3 separate regions of the Mus musculus genome follow, and all the other regions are linked to region 2. Evidence: chromatin loops called from intact Hi-C (ENCODE). Cell type or tissue: heart. All regions are shown on one strand.

What was found. Peaks named below come from ENCODE experiments on the same cell type or tissue, not always from the same donor. Only the 100,000 strongest peaks of a DNase experiment are listed, where the experiment ranks them.
Region 1: it touches region 2 in a loop (12-fold over the local background); 3 of 42 quality-filtered maps call a loop at or near these places.
Region 3: it touches region 2 in a loop (2.5-fold over the local background); 8 of 42 quality-filtered maps call a loop at or near these places.

The regions. Positions count from the first base shown.
Region 1 is chr16:57,227,749-57,235,748 of GRCm38, forward strand. Tbc1d23 (TBC1 domain family, member 23) reads right to left here and starts at 3,718. Exons shown (of 19, transcript NM_001358433.1): 1 at 3,566-3,718. The coding sequence starts at 3,618. In heart, no CTCF peak of the experiment used is centred here; a DNase peak (open chromatin) is centred at 3,773; H3K4me3 peaks cover 1,764 bases; H3K27ac peaks cover 1,362 bases.
Region 2 is chr16:58,724,011-58,732,010 of GRCm38, forward strand. Cldnd1 (claudin domain containing 1) reads left to right here and starts at 3,900. Exons shown (of 6, transcript NM_171826.3): 1 at 3,900-4,074; 2 at 5,163-5,213; 3 at 5,428-5,737; 4 at 7,292-7,402. The coding sequence starts at 5,446. In heart, no CTCF peak of the experiment used is centred here; a DNase peak (open chromatin) is centred at 3,941; H3K4me3 peaks cover 1,971 bases; H3K27ac peaks cover 1,324 bases.
Region 3 is chr16:58,450,163-58,458,162 of GRCm38, forward strand. Dcbld2 (discoidin, CUB and LCCL domain containing 2) reads left to right here. Exons shown (of 16, transcript NM_028523.3): 8 at 562-777; 9 at 1,499-1,623; 10 at 4,964-5,114; 11 at 5,915-5,995; 12 at 6,121-6,246. Among named protein-coding and RNA genes, the nearest start is that of Gm33475, 22 kb to the right of the region's middle. In heart, CTCF peaks have their summits at 638, 1,630, 1,872 and 4,537 (motif pointing right); DNase peaks (open chromatin) are centred at 659, 3,159 and 4,549; H3K27ac peaks cover 5,087 bases.

The DNA.
Region 1 (8,000 bases), 1.5 Mb before region 2:
TCTGGCCTGAGGCTCACTATGTAGATCAGGGTGGGGTCAAACTCTGCCTCTGCCTCCTGAGTGCTGGGATTAAGGATATGCCCAATCAGGCCCATGTTCGTTGATGTTCTTAAATTAGCCTTCTGATCTAGATCATAAAATCCTAGAGGACAGGAGCCTAGGTTTTTCTCTCGGCTCTCTTCCCTCCCTTTATTCCCGCTTCTCTCTCTCCTCCCTTCTCCCCCCCCCAACCCCCTTGACCCCTTTTTTCCTCTCACTTTTAACTATTTCATGTTTCTGAAACAGAGTCTCATCAGCAGCCCAGACTGCCCTAAAATTCACAATGTAGCTCTGATTAACTTTGAACTTGCACCAATTCCGCTGCCTCACTCTCCTGGGTGAATGAAGCTGGGATCACCAGCAAGCCACCACACCCAGCCTAGTTTTATTCTTACACACTTCCATTTGTAGACTGAATGATCCTTAGCCATCAGGATGAGTTTGGTGGTAACCTGCAAAATACACTGTGGAAAACTTTACAAGTGACCAAGTCAAACTAAAACATGACAGCTAAACTAGAAACCGTTCTGCAAGGATCTCATTTACCAAACACTCAAAGAAAAGTGGGCTTACTAATCTATGGCCCCCAATCCCAAAGTCTTTCCTGACTCTACGGAAGCTGGTCAGGAAGAGTGAGACTGGAGAGATGAGAGGGGAGAAGAGGATGGGGGGAGACTAAAAATCTCAACAAACATCTCATGGAAATAAAACAACAAGGAACCCACACCAAACACGCAGACTGTGCTGGGTAGGTTTCTGTCAACTTGATACATGCTGAAGTCATCTGAGAGGTGAGATCTCATGCCTCCAGCTGTACGCAAGCCTGTAAGGCATTTTCTTAATTAGCGATTGATAGGAGATGATGAAAAAGTCAGCCCTGGGCTGGTGGTTCTATAAGAAAGCAGGTTGAGGAGCATAAGGAGCAGGCCAGTAAGCAGCCCCCGCCATGCCCTCTGTATCAGCCCCTGCCTCCAGGTTCCTGCCCTGTGTAAGTTCCTGTCCGGACTTCCTCCATCGATGACAATGATGCGGAAGTGTGAGCCAAATAAACCTTTTCCTCCCCGAGTTCATTTGATCAGGGTGTTTCATCACAGCAATAGTCACCCTAAGACAAAGACCTGGCCCCACAGTGGTGGCGCACTCCTTTAATCCCAACTCAGAGGCAGAGGCAGGAGGATCTCTGTGAGTTCCAGGCCTGCCTGGTCTACAGAGATTTCCAGGACAACAAAGGCTACACAGAGAAACTAAACTCTATCTTGAAAAACAAAAAGAGCAACAAAAGACATAGACCTTAATGGGACCTTTAAGAGAACAAATGTTGCTACCAGCAACCATCCACTAGAGAGACCTTGCCCATAACCACACACACACACATGAACTAAGAACTTCCTTACGATGTTTTAACTCAGAAAAATTCTTCCCAAGCTCCGGACTTCATGCTATAACCACTAGGTCACTTTCTAGAAAGTCCTTATCATTGATTCTTAAAAGGTTTCCATAATGGGTTGGAATCTTTTTACTGGGCTGACACTATAGATCAGTGTAGGCAGAGCACCTGTTTACCATGTACAAGTCCCTAAGTTGCACTTAGGGAATGCAACTTACATAACCACCCATCCCTCATAAATGTGTACGGATTTTCCAGACCTATCTTTCTCTTAAGTCAAGCAGTGCTAGTTATTATTCCCCAAATAAATCCTTAATTTTCCTGCCTTTGCCTCCATTTCTGCCGTTTCTTTATTCTCTTAACAGCATAGCACAATCTGGGATTTAGCCTCCAGCTCTGTAAGGTATTTAATATTTGAAATATGGCTAGACCAACTGAAATTCATGATAAGTATAAAGTGTACATAAATCTTTTCATATGGGTAAAAATTAAAAACTAAATCTGGTTGTGGTGGTATACACCTTTAATCCTAGAGCTTAGGAGACAGAGGTCAGACAAGGCTATATAGCAAGTTCTGGACCAGCTAGGGCTACACAGTGAGACCCTGCCTTCAAACAAATAAATAAATGAAAAACTGCTTTTAAATAATGAGCACATATTCAAATAATACATTGGTGTTGGATATATTTTTTTTAAACATAGTAAAAGTTCTACCTGGTTTTTGTTATTGTTTTTTAAGTTTTCAATGAGGCAAAGGAAAGAAATTTTAATTAATTCCTTCCGTAGCTCACATTATAGTGACTATTTTGAACAATGTTAAGGTAAGTCTTACTGATGCTTCAGAGTCTAACTCACACACCAGTGCCTCCATGAGCTTTTGTAATGCATGCTGAAATGGTTTCTGCCTCTTCTGAACTCCCACAACACTTATTTACAATCTCAGAGAACAAAATTAACTTTAGCTTGCTACATGTGTACCTGTCAGTCCCCAGAAGACCAGCTACTCAACTGCTATATCGTGTATTCCTTTCTGTTATTTCTATTGTCCTCAATTAGTAAAGTACAAATTTACCAAAGGCTTGCATTGTGTGTAGGTACACCGTGACAGTGATATATAAACACTGTGAAAAACAACAGCAAAATCCATGAGTCTTACACCTGGTCAATACAGTTAGATCAACTGTAAGATATACACGTGCACACACACACACACACAACTTCAAAAGTAGAAGTGTCCACCAAAAATTAATGACCCTCAGTGGGAAAAATAATGCCTACCAAAAAGGTATTGGCAGGGTTGGGGATGTATCACAGTTGGTAGAATGCTTGTCCTAGCACACAGGAAGCCCTCGGTTCAATCCCCAGCCCAACACAAACCAGGCAGGATGGAGCTTACAAGCCAGCACTCGGGAGGAGAAAGCAAAAGCATTGGAAGTCCACAGTCATCCTCAGCCACTCAGAAAGTTCGAGGCCAGCCTTGGGCTACATGAGTTCCTTTAAAAACCAAATCTTCCCACAGCCCCAGAGACACATGCAAATGCCCGGGAGAAACAGTAACAAAATTCAAAACGCCCTCCAAGTCATGAAATTAAATTGTGAGGAAAGTGGTGGGGAAGAAAAAAAAATAATAATAACAAATGTTAGAAACTGTTGGGAGATAAACAAAATTAATAATAATAATTTTTTTTTTTAAAGACAACCCTGAACTACGTAGAAGGAATCTTGCTGGGTGTATCTCACGACCTCTGCACTGTCAAAGGTCGCGGTGGTTATTTCAAAAGATCTCATTTCAAATGGTCTGAGATCTCCATCCAAGAACTTCCTCCTTAGTGCGCCCATTCCAACTCCCTGGCTAGGGACTCGGCGAACTCAGTGGGGAAGCCACTCTCTTCGCTGGGCCAAGCGGGAGGACCTGACTTAGGCGCAGATCCAGGATGGCCCCTGAGTCCCCGGGATTCTGCCCCAGCCGCAGAAGCCCGCGGGCAGAGGGGACCCTGAAGCAGAGGGGGCGGGGCAGGGGCTCAGAGGAGGACAGGTGCCTTTTGCTCCACGCCCCGCCAGCCAGCACCTCGGGGACAGGCAGGATGGCGAACAGGAAGAGAAGGGGCCAGTGGGAATTAAACCTGGGCTCGCACTCACCAGCTGTCCCCGCCCGACGTTGACAGTGGCAGAAGCTCTTCTCCTTCCGCCATTGCTGTTGACGTCCACGTCACTTTGCCGAAAAGTGGACCTGGCACCGAGACTGTCTCAGAGATTCAGTGTCGTAAAAGGAGTTATGAAGTCTGAGACTTGAGACTCACCAGAGCGAAAGAGGGAGGAGGCGAGGAATTGGAAGGATGCAACGTCACCACGTCTCTAGGGCGAAAGGCGGAGCCCGGAGCTTTGCGAGAGGGAGAAGATTATGGAAGACCACAAATCCCAGGATGCCAAGGGCCCGCGAACGGAGTGGGCGGGGCACAAGGCTTGTGGGCGGGGCCGACCCTGGGGAGTGGGAGGGGTTCTCCGGGATGGGGCGGGGCGCCACGCTGCGGGCAGGCGTGGCTCAGAGGAGACTCTGAAAGTGAAGCATCCTGGCTTGGCGTCTTAATGTTTGGGTCTCTGGCTGTCCGGTGTGAGCCAGAATTGAGAATCCCAGCTAGTGGAGAGAGGAGGGCAAGTATGAATTCACACAGAGAAGGTAGGCTGAATAGAAAAAAAGGAAAGGACATACCACATCATTTGTAAAGACCATTCAAAAAAATAAAAAGGCCAGGGACTTAGTAAACCATACAGCACTTGCCCAGCATCCTCAATGATTCAATCACCAGAGCTACAAGAAAAATAAAAATACACGAAGGACTCTGTCAAGCTATCCAGTTAAGAAAATTATACTCTAGTCTTCTATCTTAAATATGTCTTCTAACAGCCAGGAGAATCAACTGTAGTTCTGAAACTGAAATTCCAGTTTAAAAAATCAGTTTAAGAAAGCTGCCGAGGGGGGCTGGTGAGATGGCTCAGTGGGTTAGAGCACCCGACTGCTCTTCCGAAGGTCCAGAGTTCAAATCCCAGCAACCACATGGTGGCTCACAACCATCCGTAACAAGATCTGACTCCTTCTTCTGGAGTGTCTGAAGACAGCTACAGTGTACTTACATATAATAAATAAATAAATCTTAAAAAAAAAAAAAAAAAAAAGAAAGCTGCCGAGATCCTTCCCTTCCTAGCCAAAGTCCCATTTGTCCCTCTAAATGGGCCTCCTTGTTCCGCACCCAGGTTTCATCCACAGTACCAGTATTACCAAAACACTAGCCCCTGGGCTATCTTTGCCTAGTACAGATTCAGGGAGGAGCTGAACAAATATTTTTAAGCCCAGGAACAACGATGCAGTTAACTACATGAAATTTATGGATAAATCTGAAAATGCCATTGTTAGATGAACCAAACAGATTACAAACAAAAGGCATCGTTTATGTTTGATATCAATATATTAGCAATAGATGCATGCACACTGAGAAATGCAGGGGTAATGTGTAGAAAAACTGAAAACAATTAAGTTTTAGATGGGGCAGGAATGACCAGAAATAGCTTTAATTAAGTAAAGTAAGTTTCTGTTCGATTGGTTGGCTGGTTATGTTTTGTTTTGTCTTTTGAGACAGTCTCACTAGTAACCTTGAGGAGCTCAGAATTTGCTTTGGAGACCCGGCAAGACCAGGTTTGGCTTGACTCCGGGGCTGGTGTCTGTGAGCTCCTAAGCGCAAGTGTTCTTCCTGCCTCCGCCGCTCAAAGAAGCAGTACGAGAGGTGTTTGCCACTATATTGGTTCTAATGTTTAATATTTCATTTTTAGGAGCTGAGAGGTACCTTCAAGGGTATCCATCATTTTTTTTTCTGAAATATACTTTGGTACCTAAAATGCTCCAGAATTTTAAAAACTATTTAAATAATGTAGCACAGCTGTCCCAGTGATAAACCAAAACATGATGGCTCTCCTTCCAAAAAGAGACAATAAAAAGCTGAACATTCAATTCCAAGCCTGGAGCAGATGTGTAAGGTTCAGTTCTTCATTGTGAAAATTCATTTTTACATAGAATGTGGCTATAGATGACCGTTTTAAAAAATAAAAGGTGTGGCGGCTGGAGAGATGGCTCAGTGGTTAAGAGCACTGACTACCCTTCCAAAGGTCCTGAGTTCAAATCCCAGCAACCGCATGGTGGCTCACAACCATCTGTAATGAGATCCAATGCCCTCTTCTGGGGTGCCTGAAGACAGCTACAGTGTATGTATATATAATAAATAAATAAACCTTGAAAAAACAAAAATAAATAAAAGGTGTGACTCTAGGTCAGATCGCCATTCTGAGACACATATCCTCTGATGGATCCCTTCAGTTGTTCTGGAAGGCTTGCAGAAAAGTGGCTCAAAAACTACTCAGTGACATGCAAGCAATTGTTCACCAGTCAAGCTCATTCTAGCCTTCTATTGAAGTTCATTTTTATTGTAATCAAATTAGTGACTATGTTATAGTCTGTTTGGTAAAATATTCTATTAACGTATATTACTTATTCCAGATGGTGGAGGTGTACTTGGGAGGCAGAGGCAGAGCAGATCTATGTGTTCAAGGTCATCCTGGTCTACAAAGTAAGTTCAGGACAACCAGGACTACACAGTGAAACCCTGTCTCAAAAACAGATGATATCTGGATAGATATATATACATACATACATATATATATATATATATATATATATATACTTTTTTTTCCAAATAGTTTTTCACTCTGTGCAAATAGCTTAAACCTTCCTTAGACTTCTCCTTAACCTGTTCAGAACCAACTATGTGGGCATCCAACCTGTGCAAGTCTCACAACATTAATATGCTTTTGGTTGTCATTCTTGAATAGGTTCCTCTGATTCATTCTCCCTGGTGTTTGCCTCATTGTGGGTTGCTAATATGCAAGCTGCTGGGAGATCGCGTATTTCAGCTGTACGTAGGTCTTCTGCCCTTTCTAATCTTACTTTTGTTCTTTCTCAGCATCATCTTCCTTTACCTTGCTTGGTCTTCTGAAAAACTACCCCACCACACACACACACAAATACATGGGATTATCGGTAAGGAGGCAGCTGAGCTAGTGTGGAAGCTAGTGTGTATAGTTCTGGTTGTGAGTCCTCTCATCAGAAGGCCTTGCTTTGGCCCTTGCTCTGGCTCCAGCTCTAGTTTCCCACGTCTCCCAACACGCCTCATTCCCTGTGATCACAATGTCTTTACTGCCCACAGAACATTGTCTAGCTGGCTGCATGTTTTTGTGAGTGTTCTTTCCGTTACCCAAAAGGTCCTTCTAGTTACCTGGATCATTCCATGTTTAAAATATGAGCAGGAAAGCACAAGAAGAGTGTAGTAAGTTCTAGCAATAGATCTCTGCTTCACACCAAACCAAAAAATAAAGCTTTTAAGAGATGGAGACGTCATAATGAAATATACCAGCACTTTTCTTACGGTATTTTTTTCTGTTAACTATAACATTTCATTTATATATCTTTCTCTGGAGCAGAGGAGTGTAAAATCCTTTTCTATTGTTTCCATAAACCTGGTTCTATGCTTATGTGGAGGTGACCTGTGCCTAATGCTGTCTGTCCACTCACAACATCATCCAGTGAGATGTTGTGTCCCCAGCCTGCATTTATGCATCTAATTGTGGTCCTCACATCCTATAAAAAAAGGTATAAATAATACTTTTCACATTATCCTTGGAGAAAATCAAATTTTATTTTCAAATGAAGCATTTTACATGAATTGTAGAAAACATAAAAATATTTTTATTTATTATTTGGTATCTGGGGTCATATCATTATGTGACTTATGTTGTATAATATACTTAATTCATAAGTGTGAGTTCTTGGGCTTCGCGTCAAGTTCGGGGGGTCTTTCATGAAGTCAAAGGAAGGCTTCACAGGGCTAAATGGTCACTCCCTTCCATGGTAGGTCACTCCTACAGCTGACAAGTCTTAGGCCCACCCTATATGAGCTTCTTCGTGGCCTGCTTGATTGTCCTCTTTAACATGCAGTCTGCTGTCTCCCAAGAATAACTCTGGCAACATAGCTCTGAGGCTAATGGGGTTCACCACCAACCCTAACAACCTGAGTTTGAGCTGGGAAAGAAGGAACAGACTCCTTCAAGTTGTTCTCTGACCTACACACACACACACACACACACACACACACACACACACACACACACACCATGTAATAAAAAATAAGGAAAGAATTAAGGAGGGGTTGGAGGGAGGGTTGACGACCAGAGGGAGCTTCCCCTTCTAATGGGGTGGGGAGAGGTCTCACATGAGGGGGTACTGAGAGGAGAGGAAGTACTGATACTGGGTTGTAAAGTGAATAAATAAATAAGTTTAATTTAAAAAAAAAGGAAAAGAATTGAATAGAAATCAAAATCAAAACCGCAATTTTTTTTTATGATTTCTCCTTAGATGTCAGAGTTCTGTTATATCCTTGTTATTCTCCACAATGTCCTATTTGTCAGCTTTCTTGTGTGGAGGGAAACTACACGGAGCTTAGATGCTAAAGACAAGAATCCCCATATGTGA
Region 2 (8,000 bases):
TACTCTAAGAGTTTTTTTTTTTTTTATTCCCATAGTTACTTGGAGAATTTAGAATTTATTAAAATAGCATGCCAAACTAGGAGGGATACATTTGCTCTTATTAGGGAACCCACATTTAGCTTATTATTTTTCTTGCTAAATCATATTTACTCATGGATAAATTACGCTATTATTCTAGAAGAACATGCTTTAGGCCTCTTTATAATAGTAGATCTGGGGATGGCAGATGGCTCACTGGATAAAAAAATGCCTGCTGCCAAGCCTGATTTTGATCCTCTGGATCCACATCATGGAAGAAGACATCCCACTATCAGAGATTGTCTCTACCCTCCATAAGTGTGATTATAGCATCTGCATGCCCACATACATATACACACTCACACAAATAAAAAAAAATAGATCTGATAGTCATTTATGATATGCATAACAAAGTTATTTATGTTGGTGTCCCTAGCAATTCAACAGGGTCTGGCTGCAGTAGGTAGCCAATAAACGCTTATAAGTCTAGATTGAATCATGCTTGGATTTGGAGCCATTTCTAACCAACAAGAACTTTTCACAATCCTTTTGGACAGTTTCTGTTCTACAATAGCCCTACCAATTTCATCACAACATAAACTAACACAGAAAGATGTCTCTAGTTAACATAGCATACTTTTTTGTTTTATACCAATGTTTTAACTTAATATATCTTGTTATGTCAGAAGAAATTCACAAACCTATAAACTTGAATACATGTCAACTATGTATATACCTCAATCTCTGCTGCTGCCAAATCTATGATAACTGTAATTTGAAGTTACGGTTATATCTTTTCAATTGAATTATGAGTCATACAATTTAGGACTTGAGTAGTGGTTTAATAGCTATTTAACTAATGAGGTCACTCGGACCCAGAAAGACCCATAGTCTTTTAAAATAAAGTACAATTTTAACTCAAATTTCTCATCTCCAAATGGTTATTTATTATATTATCATTCACAAGCAATAGGAATCAAACAACTATAATTTATTTCACTTTGAGACACTTAATAGGATTTTATAAATAACAGGGACAAACTAGCCCAGAACTTAGCCCCTGACCTAAGCACAGGTGACTCCATTAAGGCCACGCAGACCATAGAACTCGGCATGTACACAGTATCACCTGGAAACAAACACGTAGCCCATCAAAGTCTATAGTTCTGGGAAAGTCTCTACCTTGCTTTCTTCTTAGCTTATGTAGTTCTTCTTCTGGCTACTTATTTTTGTTAACTGAAGTATGCCAATCTAGAATATGGTTTTTGTGCTGAAAAGCTTACCCTGAGAAAGGCTCAGATATACACTGGTATCCTGAACACCCAGGGTAGTCAGCAGCCTGCTAATAAAGTCTTTTTATTGGTTTAAACCCATGTCTGAGCAGTCTTTTCTGGTGAATGCCCCACAGTTATTTTAAGATGCAATTTGTAAATTTTTTTAAGATGCAATTTTTTATTTGCTTTTTTTTTTCTGAATCAAGGTTAGCCATTGTTCTATAGTAGACAGATACAAAGCAATTTTGATCACAATTTTAGCCTTTGGCTAGAACTCAGAAACTATTTCTATTTTCCTTTCTGATCACCAAAGTTTATAAGAAAAATAGAACAAATATTTAAGATGAATATGCAAGGTTGCTATATTTTGATTAACACAAGTTAACAGTGAACATTTTAAATAAGAATTGTATTTAAGAATATTAGGGAACCTGAGAGGGAAGGTAATTATTGTGGAAAGAGCATTATCTAACCATATAGATTTTTCTGTTACTGGGCTCATTTATAGTGCACCATAACTACAACACTTTCCTTCTGAACACTAGAAACATCAGCTTTAGAAAATTTAGCCAGAAGCCTAGTTCAACACTGTTTGAAGCCTATATCCCATAATCTGTGATAGTTGCTAAGTTACTTGGTTCATTAATAATACATATGAGACTAGCAGCCCAGCAAAAAGTAGGAGTAAACATTTAACTCTAAAAATTGATTACAGATGATTGCTACCCACAGAACATAGCATAAATAAAAATTGGAAAACACCAAAGATACAGAGATAACTCAGAAATGTGAATGTGTGGTCTGTGGGACTGTGTTTGAGAAGGAAGTTGAGGTCTTCTGTTCTGTGGCTTTCAGGGTGGCCAAAACCCCAAGGACACACTTCCATGTTGACCCTAAGCTTGTGAGTGAACAGGGTTCTGAGCGTTTTCTGGGTGTTCTGTGCTGTTGGAAGGTGAAGGCATCATTGTCCTTTGTAGAGTGACTCCAGAACCTCGTACCTCCTGTGTCATGACGACTAAGTGTACTGTGAGCCCAGGACTTAGAACTTCCAGAGCACACGACTAAACAAACACATTGAAATGCCCTCCTGGCAAGTCTAGCAGCTGGGTAGTTAGCAGACAGGTCCGGAAGCCAGCTGAGGTGTGCAAGAACACTTACCACTATTTATGACAGGCTTCTCCTCTTCATCTGGGACAATCGGGAGTTGTAAAAAGCTACTTCTACTGATCTTATTCAAACACTGGACATTCAATTGTAAATAATGCTTTAATGATTCCTTAACAATCCTCAGGTCCTCTGCCTGACATTTTTTACATTTTCTTATCTATAGATTCTATTTTCAAAAGTCCATATATTGAAAACCAAAGGCAATCTTATCTTAAAGATTATGAAGTAAATTGTCCAGTGTCTTAAGATTGGTTTACTAACCTCAGTGTTGATGTTTGCCAAGTTAGTTCATCTTCATGGGCTTCAGTTTCTCTGTCTACAAACTTAGGCTGTTTCTTTTCTTCTTAAAAAATGTCTCTTTACCAGAATTGGTTGCACAAGTTACTTCAGGAAGTAGACGTCTCATGAAGGCCGGTGGATGAAGACATCTGCTGCATAAGTGCATTCACAAGTCTTACTGTGGATTCACTATTCGACTCTACACACTCATCGAGCTTTCAAGATGACACCTGAGGCAAATTACGTTTTCATTTGATGCTATCCGTGAAAATCTAGTCATGCCTTGTGGATACTGGGCTCTGCCAGAAGTCCTTTTCCAGACACAGCCTGTGATGGTGAACCGGAACCACAAGCTAAAGGCAAACGATTTCTAACTTAAAAAAAAAAAAAAAAATCTTCTCTACCTGTTTAGAAATTCCTGTGAAGTATTTGAGGGCTTAGAATCATTCCATTGCTTCCATGTCACACAGCCATCTGTCTCCGAGGCTACCCACAACTTTTTCTGTTGAAAATGATCTCTAAATTCCATTTCATATTACATTCACACTTTAAAGTAACATTTTTGAAATCTAGTATCCTTCGGATTTACAAGTTGGGTTTTTTTTTTTGTTTTGTTTTTTTGTTTTGTTTTTTACAACTGAAACAAACAGGGAACTTGATTACAGTAGAGAGCAAATAACAGATTTCTTCAAACAAGAATAACGTAATTATATCAGGTTATAATGCTAGTTTAGTTAGATCCTTAGTTACATTTAAACAAAACAGAAGAACACGTTGTTCAAATGGGAGGGACGATGTAGGAAATGGGAGGGGGGTTGATATTTGAAGAGTAGAGTTCCATTAAAGTTCATCAACTCCGTAGTACTGATTTTTAGAGGTAGGGTGTTATCGTAGGGAAAACAGAAGACTCGACGTTAGATCTCGGCTAAATCAAAGCCTTTGACTATGGTTGACCAAAGATCCTCCCCCATCACTTTCTGGAGCTTGGTCCCTCCTTTTTTGAGGTGTAACAATCCCGCAGTTAAGACTTCAGCTTTCCTCACTGATCTTCAGAGTTCTTTCTTCGGAGAGAACTACATTCCCCACAATTCCTCGCGCGTCGTCAGGCATGCTCTCCTCTGGCTCTAGCCCCTTCTCCTCCAGTATTCCTACAAGTCCCACAAGGCCCCTCGGCCCAGGGCCGCTTTGGCCCGGCCTGGGGTGGAGGTGGAGGCGGAGGCGCGGGAGTTATGGAGGGGGCGGGCTCTGCAGGGAAGTACGTCAGAGGAGGCGCGGGGAGAGTAGGGTGCTGTGGTCGGAGCTGGAGGGCGAAGCCGGTGGAGTGAGAGGATGGGCGGTGAGTTCGCGGGGTCGCGGGCCGGCTCGGCTCGCGACCTGGGGAAAGGGCTCCTTGCTGGCGCGGCCAGGCCCGGGGGCTGGAGCGGCAGGCGGGGCGGGGAGGGGCGGGGCTCCGGGCCAAGGGGCCGGGGCTGGCTGGGTTCGGGTACCCAGGGCGCTCGCCCAGCCCTGCCGGTCTCCGCCCGCCCATGCCAGGCCCTGCTGTGCGGCCCAGGGTGACTGCGCTAGGCGCAGCTTCCAGAACCCGGCCTTTAAGGTCATCCGAGAGCACCAGGATGGACGAGAATTTTGAGAATCAGAATACAAATCGCACTTGCTGGGCTATTGATGACTGTAGTCGCCCCGGTCTTTTCCCCAGTCACTCCCCATTTTCCAAACTCCGCTCCCCAGTTTGTAAGCCTGTTTTCACGGGTGCTTGAGACGAGGGGTTTGGTGCTGTCACGGTGTGCATACATTTGGCAGGGTTTGACTCAGCGTGATCTTGCCTTGAGTCATTTTACCGCGGCCATTTACTACCGCCGTGGAGCCCTGTCCACGCCTAGGGAGTGTTCAGATTTTGCCTAAGTCACTTTTCTGTTTGCGAGTAGGGATTATTTAGTTTTTATGGATCTGTGCTATATTTTAGGATATACGGAGCAGTATTACAGTTTGGGAGGTTGAGAAGTGTGTAATGGAATGGGGGGCGGGGAGAGTAAGGAGTGAAGAATCCGGTTGTGTCAAGAGGCTTGGCTTAGCTTTAATTGAATTGAAGGAGATTGATAACTAACATGGTGTTTTTGCTCTCTTTGCTATGACATACATTTAAACTTTCCCCTCGGGTTAACACCTTCAACTCTGATTTCCAACTTACACCTCACTTCTGCCCTTATTTATAATTGTAAGCCTCCCCACTAAAAAAGCTGGGGGGTCTTCGTTTCCTATTCTGCTGTCTTTTTTCTCACACAAGCCTGAAAACACATAGCATGTTTATAGCTTGTGTAAAAATCCACTCTGCATTTAAGGTGTGCACGCTGCACTGCTGACCATGGGCATGTCTGTTGTTTGTACCTGTAATGTGTATGTCCTTTTCAGTGTTGTCTGTTTTAGTATGCAGGTGATAGACTAGAGAACAAGACTTCTGTCTCCGTAGCATCTTGGGTATGTGAGCATTCAATAAGTACTTTTCATGAGAATGCCTTTTGTTTTAAACTTAACATTTGTTGCCCTTTTGTTTGTAAATTTTTTACATCGATAAATGCATTGCGTTATGGAAAGAAGGGATGGGGAGTAGGGTAAAGGGGCTTTTTTTTTCTTTTTAGCATATTCTGATTTGCTCTTGAGGTCTGACTTTTCTTTCTTTAACTTAAAACAGAGCAGTCTGAATGCCAGAATGGATAACCGTTTTGCTACTGCGTTTGTGATTGCTTGTGTGCTTAGTCTGATTTCCACCATCTACATGGCGGCCTCCATAGGCACGGACTTCTGGTATGAGTATCGAAGTCCCATTCAAGAGAATTCAAGTGACTCGAATAAAATCGCCTGGGAAGATTTCCTCGGTGACGAGGCGGATGAGAAGACTTACAACGATGTTCTGTTCCGATACAACGGCAGCTTGGGGCTGTGGAGACGGTGCATCACCATACCCAAAAACACTCACTGGTATGCGCCACCGGAAAGGACAGGTACGTCCTTTACGTCCTAATAATGATGGCCCAGTGACGTGCAAGCTTGTCTGTGCTTCCTTCCCCTAAGAAAGTCTTCTGCATCTGTTTTATTCCTATCATTGTCTTGCCTCAACTTCCGTGCAATCCCATTGTCCCCGATGATACCACGGCACCTCATATTGTGATCAACACTTGAATCCTCATACTTATTTGCCAATTAAATTGTTTTTTATTCATGCCACATGTCACGAGGAATTCGCTTGAACAGTTGAAATATTTGACAGTTTGTGGTATTCAAAATCAAGTCAGAATGTGAGTTGCAGAATCAAGTCAAACTGTGAGTTGATTGCCCTCTTACAGTTAGCTATGTTAGCCAGGCGGCAGTGGCACAAGCCTTTAATCCCAGCACTCCGAGGGCAGAGACAGGTGAATCTCTCTGAATTGAGGCCAGCCTGGTCTACCGAGCAAGATCCAGGACAGTCAGGGCTATGCAGAGAAGCTCTGACTCTCTCATAAAGCAAACAAAACCAAAAATGATTACCTATTTTATAGTAGGTTTCCATCATTTGCCTTGTATTTTAGAGAATGTAATTTGACCAACTCTGCCTTTAAATCTGTACATATTTGAGACTTGTACAACTATAACGAGTTAATAACCTAAACAAAATTACAGAAGAATCTAAGTTGTCTCTCAGAATTATTCTTCAAAAATTCTATCAACACAAAGACTTTAATTTTTCAAGTATTAAATTAGAAAGTTTACAGTTTATTTTTGTTTATATTTACTTCTTTTGGCCTTTCACTGAGTAAGCACTGTATTCAAATCATAGCAGAACACGCTTAAGTTTCCATCTATTAAAAGGAATACCAGATCTGAAAAGTAGGTTTACATTCAAAGAAAGGGAACACAGCTGCAGTGTATTGTAAAACCTCCGGTTCATAAGCAGAGACATCCTGGCAGGTGTGAGCGGGACACATCCGAAGAGGAGAGCTGACCTTGTCACTGGCTCATATCTAAACCCATGGGCATAGTGCAAGGCTATCAGCTTGGGATTGCTTAGGAGCTGGTTGTAATTCAGATGTGAGATCACTAGAATCAGAGCAGCATAGTAACCCTGGGTAGTAGCTAGATCTTGAGTCTACTTTGAAGGAGTAGCTGTTAGGATTTTCTGTTAGAATGTATATGGGTAAGAATGATTGAAGCTTTTTGTCCAGAAACCTAGGAAGGTTGACTATGTCAACTTTTGAGGACGGTGGTTGATATGGAATGTTTCGGTGAGAAAATCAGAATTCCTCAGATTGTGTCCCTGTCCGTATTTCCTGGTTTCCTAACATACGTTCTCCTTTGTTCCTTTATGTTTCCTTTCTCTCATCCTTGTGTCTAAATCTTGAGACTGTCCCTGAAACTCATTGATGGCAGCAGAGTCATCTGTATGTCACTGGGAGCCATAGATTATGCATGCTTGGGGGAATGTCTTCCTGCATCACCTTTTACTTCCAAAGATAACCACTGAAAGATTATTATGGCATCTTTTCCAGGAAAATAACAAGCAGTCATTGTTCTTGTTCCAGAGTCATTTGATGTGGTTACCAAATGCATGAGTTTCACACTAAACGAGCAGTTCATGGAGAAGTATGTGGACCCCGGCAACCACAATAGCGGCATCGACCTGCTTCGCACCTGTGAGTACTCGGCTCTCAGCAGGACACTTGGAGAATATGTGCTGGGTTGAGGTGTGCCGTGGGAATGATGTGCTGGCACACAGTGTCACCGTGAGCTGCCTTCCTCAGAAACGTTCCAGGGAGCTCTGCTCCATGGCTACTATGATTCGGAAGACAGAAACATACTTCACAAACTTCAAATAATTTGTAGTTGAGGGACCGAATTCAGTGGAGGGTGGGACTTAGATCACCAAAGGATGTTACTAGGGGGAGTTTAGTAGGTTTACCAAATAAAATTTCTACTTGAAGTGCCCACTGCCATTGCCTGAGCTCCCATGAGCATACCTGAAGAAGCTGCTGCAAGCCCTCAGTGGCTCAGCAGGTGTCAGGCCTGTGCTCAGTGCCCTTCCAGTGCCAGGGAGCCGCAGTAACCAGAGGAGATGTCAGAGGAAACAGTGTCACGAGTATTCTAATCCTTGATGGGTAGGCTGCCATGAACTGCTGCCTCCAGATCCGAGCTTCAGAGCTGCAGACGGTAGGGCTATGTTTGTGTTTACTCAGACGGTGCTGTCAAAGGAATCACTGCAGTTATTTACCTCTGCAATGCGAGCGAGAGGAG
Region 3 (8,000 bases), 270 kb before region 2:
AAGGGGAGGTTGCCCTCCAACCTCTGGGTCCCCAGAGACAGGATAGTGTATCTCCATAGACTAACAGCTAATGCTTGTAAATATGTCTAGTTGACGACCTTCAAATCCATGGCTTTCATACCTACAGATTGGAAAGATTCAGAGGAAATCCTGTTTCTGTGCTGTGTAGCCTTTTTTTCAATGTTGTTTCCCCCCAAAAATATGGTGTTACAACTGTGTGTATATATCACATATATATTTCCTTTGGCATTGTAAGTATCCCAGAGATGACCTGGTGTTAACAGAGAGCATGCTATGTGCCAGTGCTGTTCCAGTTTATATCAAAGATTGAAGCACTTGCAGGTCTTAGTGTCCACCAGGGAGTATGGGATGTCCTGGAAGTGGACCCTACAGACAACAAGAGACGGACTGCATGTTTGTAGGTTTCTGGTGGGACACAAAGGCAGGGTCCCAAGAAGCAGTTACTTAGTTGTTTGCAAATCAGAAGTTTGTAGCAAACACTGTTTTAGAGATTTCAAAGTTAACTCTAGGGAACCAAGTTGATTTTCCTCTCTCCTTCAGGTTGCTATGGGACTCTGGGGATGGAGTCTGGTGTGATTGCCGATCCCCAGATAACAGCATCGTCTGCACTGGAGTGGACTGACCACATGGGGCAGGAGAACAGCTGGACAGCGGAGAAGGCCAGGCTGAGAAAACCCGGGCCTCCCTGGGCTGCTTTTGCCACTGATGAGCATCAGTGGCTGCAGATAGACCTTAACAAGGAGAAGAAGATAACAGGTTAAGAGACACGGCTTTCTGCAGCACTGCACTGCACTGCACTGCAGCACTGAGTTTATTTGGAAACCCATGGCAGCTGAAATTTTCGGAAATTAGGTCACTGAAAATTATATAGCTTCAGTTTTCTTTGCGGGTATTAATGTTGCTTGGGTACTTTTTTTCAATTTGGCCAAAAGAAGAATTAGTATTTAATTTTTAATTGTTCTAGTTTAATGTGATCTTTTTAGGGTAGAGTTTCAGTAAAGTGATCTTTGAGTCTTGAAAAATCTTAGTTATTTAGAAATGTATAGTTAAGGAGAATGTATTTTAAATGCTATTAAGTACCTTGTATTCCACATGTACTGAGTATCAACTTAACTTAGGTAAACTTAGCAGTGACTTGAGATAATTTTGGTTTAGATACGTTTGTTAAAAGACTGACTTTTGCCTACCAGTCATCATGCTTAATGTCCATACCCAGGCAATCATTCCTAGTAATTGGAATGTAGCTTCTAATGGTGTGAATGCAGGCTGCAAAAGTACAATAGCCCTTTCCTTGCATGTGCCCGCAGTTCTTCCATCTCTCCAAGGGAGCAAAGCCAGGGCTTTAGCTGCTAATACAATGTAATTGTCCACAAAGATAGAAACAAGCCATAGAAATGCTTGCAGGGCGTATCAGGTGTGTCTAGCTGACTTTGGGAGCCTGAGGCTGCGCACTCATGAGAAGAACTCTATCCTGCAGGTATCGTAACCACTGGGTCTACCATGATAGAACACAGTTACTATGTGTCTGCCTACAGAGTCCTGTACAGTGACGATGGGCAGAGATGGACTGTGTACAGAGAACCTGGTGTGGACCAGGACAAGGTAAGGCGATCCTGTAATGTTAAATGCCATGTTGTCTCACTCTACTCTCTCCTGGTTGTTTTCGGTACTGCTTGCTACTGTCTTCCTAGTGTTTCTAAGCAGGCTTAGAAAATTGTCGGTGATTCTAGGTCTTTGTGATTGTATAATTAGAACTGGTTATAATTGTTATTGGATAATTATCCAAGTATTTTGGCTGCTAAAGTAAGAACTTCTAAATAGTTACCTTCAGTTCCTTGGTTTTTATAAAGCCTACCAAATAATGGAACCTTGACTTTGTTCTCAGATTTTGACTAAGCAAGAGGAAAGGGAGGTGGAATAAAAGGTGAAGTACACTAAAGATAGAAAGGCCATTGTAAGATCACCTCAGCCGTTTCTGTGCCAGGACAAATCTGGTCTTCCCACTGCAGAATTCCCATAGTTTCCAAGACACTTCAGCATTTTTGTTTTAGTGAAATCCTGTGGAGACACTGGAACTGGACAAGCAGGGACAACATGGGAGAATATTGGAAGTATGTCACTGGGGTGTTGTCCCATCCCCAGCTTCCTGCTCTACCCTTGAGAGAATCTCAAAATGAAGGCACCTCTGTCCCCAGGGAAGATGGGTGGTGCTGTGTGGAGTGGGGACTGACGGCTTCTTTCAGTGAGAAGCGCAGTACTTCCCAGACTTTCCCAGCCCGCTTCTTATTTCATAATCTATCTCATGGCGACCGCACAGTGACCCTGTTGCCCCTTCTTGTTCTTTCATTACATTTTTTTTCTTCTCCCCATGAAGTATCCTTGGAGGAGTTTGTTGTTTTGGTTTGGTTTAGTTTTTGTGGGGTTCTTTGTTTTGTTTTAGTTTGTCTTTCCATTGTTTTATTCTCCTGCAGTGTCCAACCTTTTAATTTCATCTAATGGATTTTTAATTCCAATACTGTATTTTTTTTTCTCTCCTTCATATTTACCTTGGGTTTTAAATTTTCTTCCATATATTTTTTCATAGGCATATGAGCACGGAGTGTGTTCATCTGGTAATTTTACCAAACACACACCTCAGTGCTAGCCATTATGCTATTGATTGCTTCTGGGTGTTTTTATTAGCATTATTAATCCTCTGTGTGTGTGTGTGTGTGTGTGTGTGTGTAAAGCTTTATTCTGGGATGCAGTTAAGCTACCAGGAAAACATTTCTTTATACGTATTGCTAACTTGACAGTCACCATTGAGACAGTGTCCCAAGTATTATGAAATTTACTCATGAGCTGATGATGGAGAGCGTTTTGAAGCCTGTGTTGTCATAAGCTTGTTCTACTTATCACAGGGTTCTTTTTCTGACTCTAAGTTGCTTCTGGCTGAGGACTTAGGGGAAGTTTCATACAGAGCCCAGTGGCCTTGCTGTAGTTCATCCATTCCTGCTGACACTCATTCTGTCCCTTTCCTGTCCTTACTCTGCTAAGCTCTACCCCAGAAATTCTAGGTTTCTGCTGACCTCATGGCTAGCAAGTTCTCTAGAGTGTGGGAAAGCCTTGCCCTGTGACCTGGAAATTCACCAGTCAGTACTGATAAGCAGAGTGTGTCTTGTTTGGGCCCCTACTCTGTAGTTCTGACCCTTTGCTGCCCGTTGCCCAGTGTCTTGAGAACTACTGCGTCCTGCCGTGCCCTTTCCCAGTTCTTCTGTTGTTCATGGCTGAGGTCCAGCTTCTCTCACTCAGTTACTGACAGAAGAGGAAGGCTCTGAACTTAATGAAATAGCACATATCTTCACACTTCAATCTGTCCATCTCTTCGCTTCTCGGGTAACTTGTATTTGTTTTGACATGTCTTCTAGGTCTCTGCATACCTACAGAGCCTGAGCCAGAAAGTATAACCAATCTCCTAAACTTCCATAATTTATTGCTTTCTAATACTACACCATGTTTGTATTCAGGGGAGAATGAGAGAGAATGTGTGTACTTTTTCAAAAATGTTTCCTAAGGATGTCTAACAACCTTCCCTGTGCATCAGATTCTCAGTGAATGTTGGCAGATGGACTAGAGCATTTCGTTAGGGTCACGTATAGCCAGCCCAGTGTGCACTGTGTACTTGAGGAAGACCTTGAACTTGTGATTCTGAAACTGACTTCATTACAGATGTGCTGCACCACACCCAGTTCTATGAGGAGATGGGAAGAGAACTTATGACTTTGTGCACATAAGCAAGCAGTCTGGCCTACATCCCCAGCCTTTGCCAACAGTTATGTCCTGAAATGTTGTTTCAGTCAGTTCCTGTTCACTGATAACAAAACTGTCAGCATTGGCCTTTAATCTATGTTAGAGCAGGAGCTAGGGAAAGTATGGAAGCTTACAGAAAGGGGGACTGTTGGAAGTATAGAGAGAACATTATAGAAACTAAAAGATCTTAATGTATCTTCCAGCATGTGTAATCTAGTTACAGGCAGATGGACCAGGAAGAAATAGCTGTCCTACTTGGGCATGACTTAGGAAGTCCAGTATGCACATGTTCTCGCTTTAGCTAGTGGAATGGATGTGGCTAATTTGGCACAAGGGGAAAACAAGGCCCTGCTTAACTCATTGAAGCCCTGCGATTAAGTCAGAAGTCACAGTCAGCTCAGCTCCTGCTGCTGGCCTCACACTGTCACTCTGTGGCCACTCTTTCTGTGCCCTGCCTTGAGGACCACTAATGGCAAATCCATGAAAGTACTGTATAAATAGGGCTGACTGAGGAGAAAACACATTTGCTTGAAAGGGTTGAGGTAATGAGATAATCACTTTTAATCATGTTTTCTACTTAAAGATTGTTTTTATAATGCATGTGTAGCTGTTGAGTTCCAGTCGTTAAATCAAACACAGAATAGCATTTCAGGGTTGTTGCTACTTGGGGTAAGCAGCAAGTCCTGACAACTGGGATTGTGGTGTGAGGAGTGCCGTAACACGGTTGGTCCAGCAGGTGGAGGTAGAGGCCTGGCCCATGAGCTGAGGCCTTTGTGTGATGGCTCTTTTTCACTTTAAATATAAACTTTAGATGATCGTTAGTTCCACAGGGATTGACGATGATAGTTTATTGATGCGATGAGCTGTGGCCCTGCAGTTGAAACGTTTCCCGTATTGCCAGGTTAGCTATCACTCCTGTCCAGTTCGTAAGCCATCCTAACAACATTTTTGTAGTTAGTGTTTCCCTCAGATAAGCTTCCAGGTAAAATGTGCAGTGTTTTAATAACTGCTTTTCCAAATGCTGATTGAGTTGTTTTCTGAGAAGTCTGTTCTGTCATCATTCTTTATCGATGTTGTTGAACATGCTTAGCTGGAGCAGTCTAGTTCTGGTCTCTTTTTGATGTAAAATACCAATTTTTGTTATTTTTTAAAGATATTTCAAGGAAACAAAGATTATCACAAGGATGTTCGTAATAACTTTTTGCCACCAATTATTGCACGTTTCATTAGAGTGAACCCTGTCCAGTGGCAACAGAAAATTGCCATGAAAGTGGAACTGCTCGGATGTCAGTTTACTCTCAAAGGTAAAGAGCCAGTGTGGCCAACAGTGGTCCCCACCATTGCCCTTTTAAATTTCCCACTTAACTGACACACAGTCATCACACACTTATGGTATACCGAGACATTTCAGTGTGTGTATGCGTATATAATGATCAGATCAGGTAATGATCATGTCAGGTAGATACAGTTTCTTTGTATTTGACACTTTTCAAAGTCCTCTCTCTAGTAGGAACTGCTCATTTGTTTCCCTGTTAAAATGTTGCCATCAGAATAGTTTCACAATGCAAATGAGACTCTCCAGTTCTGGTCTTGGAGACTTTTAAAATTAGGTTCTGTGTATTAAGATCCATGCATTGAGGGTTAGAGCAGCAACCTAAGCTTGAGTAACTTTTATTTTGAATTAACAAAAAACTGGAATAAATTCACCCAATATTTTATAATGTTTTAATGTTATTTCCTTATATTTCACAAAGCTATCATTGTGCCAGACATAGTTGGCTCTCCATACACACTCGTTAAATGAACTGAATATAGCATATATTAGGTTATAGCTATAGAATTGGATAGCCAATAATCTTCTAAGGTTACCTATGAATTAGTTAATTATTTAATTATTGAAAATCTGGAAAATCTTATAAAGCCTGAAAAATCTTAGTTTTCTTGCATTTAATGCAAAGTATAATTATCCATTGGATTCTGAGATTTAAAATTGTTCTGCAGAATTAAGCAATTTAGGAAATGTTGAACATTTAACATTGCTCTTTTTAAACTATAATTTTTTTTCAAAGCAAAATGTATAAGCATTTCTAACCCCCTTTTTAAGGTCGCCTTCCAAAGCTTACTCCACCTCCTCGGAACGGCAATAACCTCAGAAATACTACAGCTCGTCCCAAACTAGGTAAAGGTATGCCTGCTTTTAATGTGAGACTTTGACATGTCCTGTAACTATATTTAAAACATAAAACTGAACTTTCCTTAAGTTATTAATGTTTAAAAAATAAAAAAAGGTTTCTTCAAACTTTTTTCAAGGTCGTGCCCCTAAATTTACTCAAGTGCTCCAACCTCGAAGTAGGAATGAACTTCCTGTGCAGCCGGCGGAGACAACTACCACTCCTGATATAAAAAACACGACTGTAACTCCCAGTGTAACCAAAGGTAGGTAGATCAGGCACGGACTCTTCCCTGGTGGGGTTCTTGCTCTCAATTACGAGTTTCCAGCTCACTTACTTCATCTGTATTTTTCCAGCTCATCCAAAATAAATAAATATATAAACTTGTGTCTTTTATGGAAAAGCCTGTGGGAAGCTCAGTCTATTCTGATACAGGAAAGCCTGGTGCTTAGCTGTGTGGTCTGTGTCCTCTCGGCCTCCTCTTATGATCCCCAGCAGCTAAGCACGAGTCCCGAGCTCAGAAACTCAGCACTTCTAGAAATGATTAAACCACAGCAGCAAACAAGCTTTTTTACCCACATTATATATTAATTCACTAATGGGGAGAGCTGATAGAGGAGAGCGAAAAACATCTTTAAATTGTTTAAAACATTTAAAGTTTTAAAATGTACTTCAATTAACATTCTTGTTTTTTTTAAATACCCTCTGCTTCATATACATTTGTAATTTTCTGATTATTCATTCAGACATTAGAGTTACTTCTAAATTGCATTACAGTGATAAATACAGTGTTACATTGTACAAATCACTGTCCTTTTTGCTTGTTGAAAAGAAAACTTTCAGTTAAATTCAGAAAATAAAATGTCAGTGTCACAGGAGAATTAGCAAGCAGGGCTAACATGGGAAAAAAATGCTCATTTTCAGCAAAGTATGGGAAAGAAAGCGTTACCAGGAAAACCCAGTGCCCATCTCAGTCAAAGAGAGAAGTTCTCTAGGACGGTTTTGTTGCAGGATGAGGAGGAGACGACAGGGCAGATAAGCTGGAAATGGTCAGAGCTGCAGAGTTGGGTGGAGAACAGGAAAGGAGAAAAGTTGGTAAACAGGGTGAGCGCTGTGTGGGAGAGAAGGGCCTCAAAAAATGAGAACCAGCATCCCCCAGGGGTGGGGGGGGCACATCGGATACCCTAAAAGAGAGAAGAAGGACGAGGAAAAGCATGCTTTACTGCCAGGCTGCTGCAGTGCAATGCGGGGTTGCGAGGCTACTGGACTGATGCTAGGCTCTTACGCCCCTGCACAAAAGGGTTGTACCAGGGATGCAGGATTAGAAATAAAGTAGATAGTTTATAAGGAAAAAACACTTCAGGAGTGGAAGTGGGCTTACTGAGCTAAAGGGGAGCTTCCAGACTCTTGGGCCACATTGTCCTTTTATAGGACGTCTAATTGCACCCACACTTCTGTTTGTATTTCACAGGCTTTGCTCACACGTTCTCTACTTGCACATGAAATCCTGTGGGAAAAGCATCCAGTCCTCATATGGTCTGGCTTTCATCTTGATCTTTCCAGCCCCAGTCACTCTCCTGCCTCTAGAGGACGCTTCCTCCACAGTAGCTCCCCCTCCTCTATAATTTATTAATGACTTTGACTTTCTAAACGTTTATATAAATTGAGATAGTTTTCTCCAGCTTTGCAGACATGAGCCTCTTCCCTGTTCTTATCTTCCTCATGGTATAGAGGAGGCTAGAGAGAAACTGGAGAGCTCAAAGCAAGTACACCCCAGCTTTGGGGTGGTAGAAGGTAGCCCTCTACAGGTGTGTGTGTGTGTGTGTGTGTGTGTGTGTGTGTGTGTGTGTGCGCTTTCCAAGTCTAAGCTGAATTGTTTGTGTGTACACATGGAGACCAGAAGACAACGTCAGATGTGTTCCTCAGGCACCGTGTATCTTTTCTGTAAGATGGGATCTCGTTCTAGCCTGGAGCTTGCCAACCAAGCCATGTTAGCTGGCCATTGAGCCTCTAATTCTG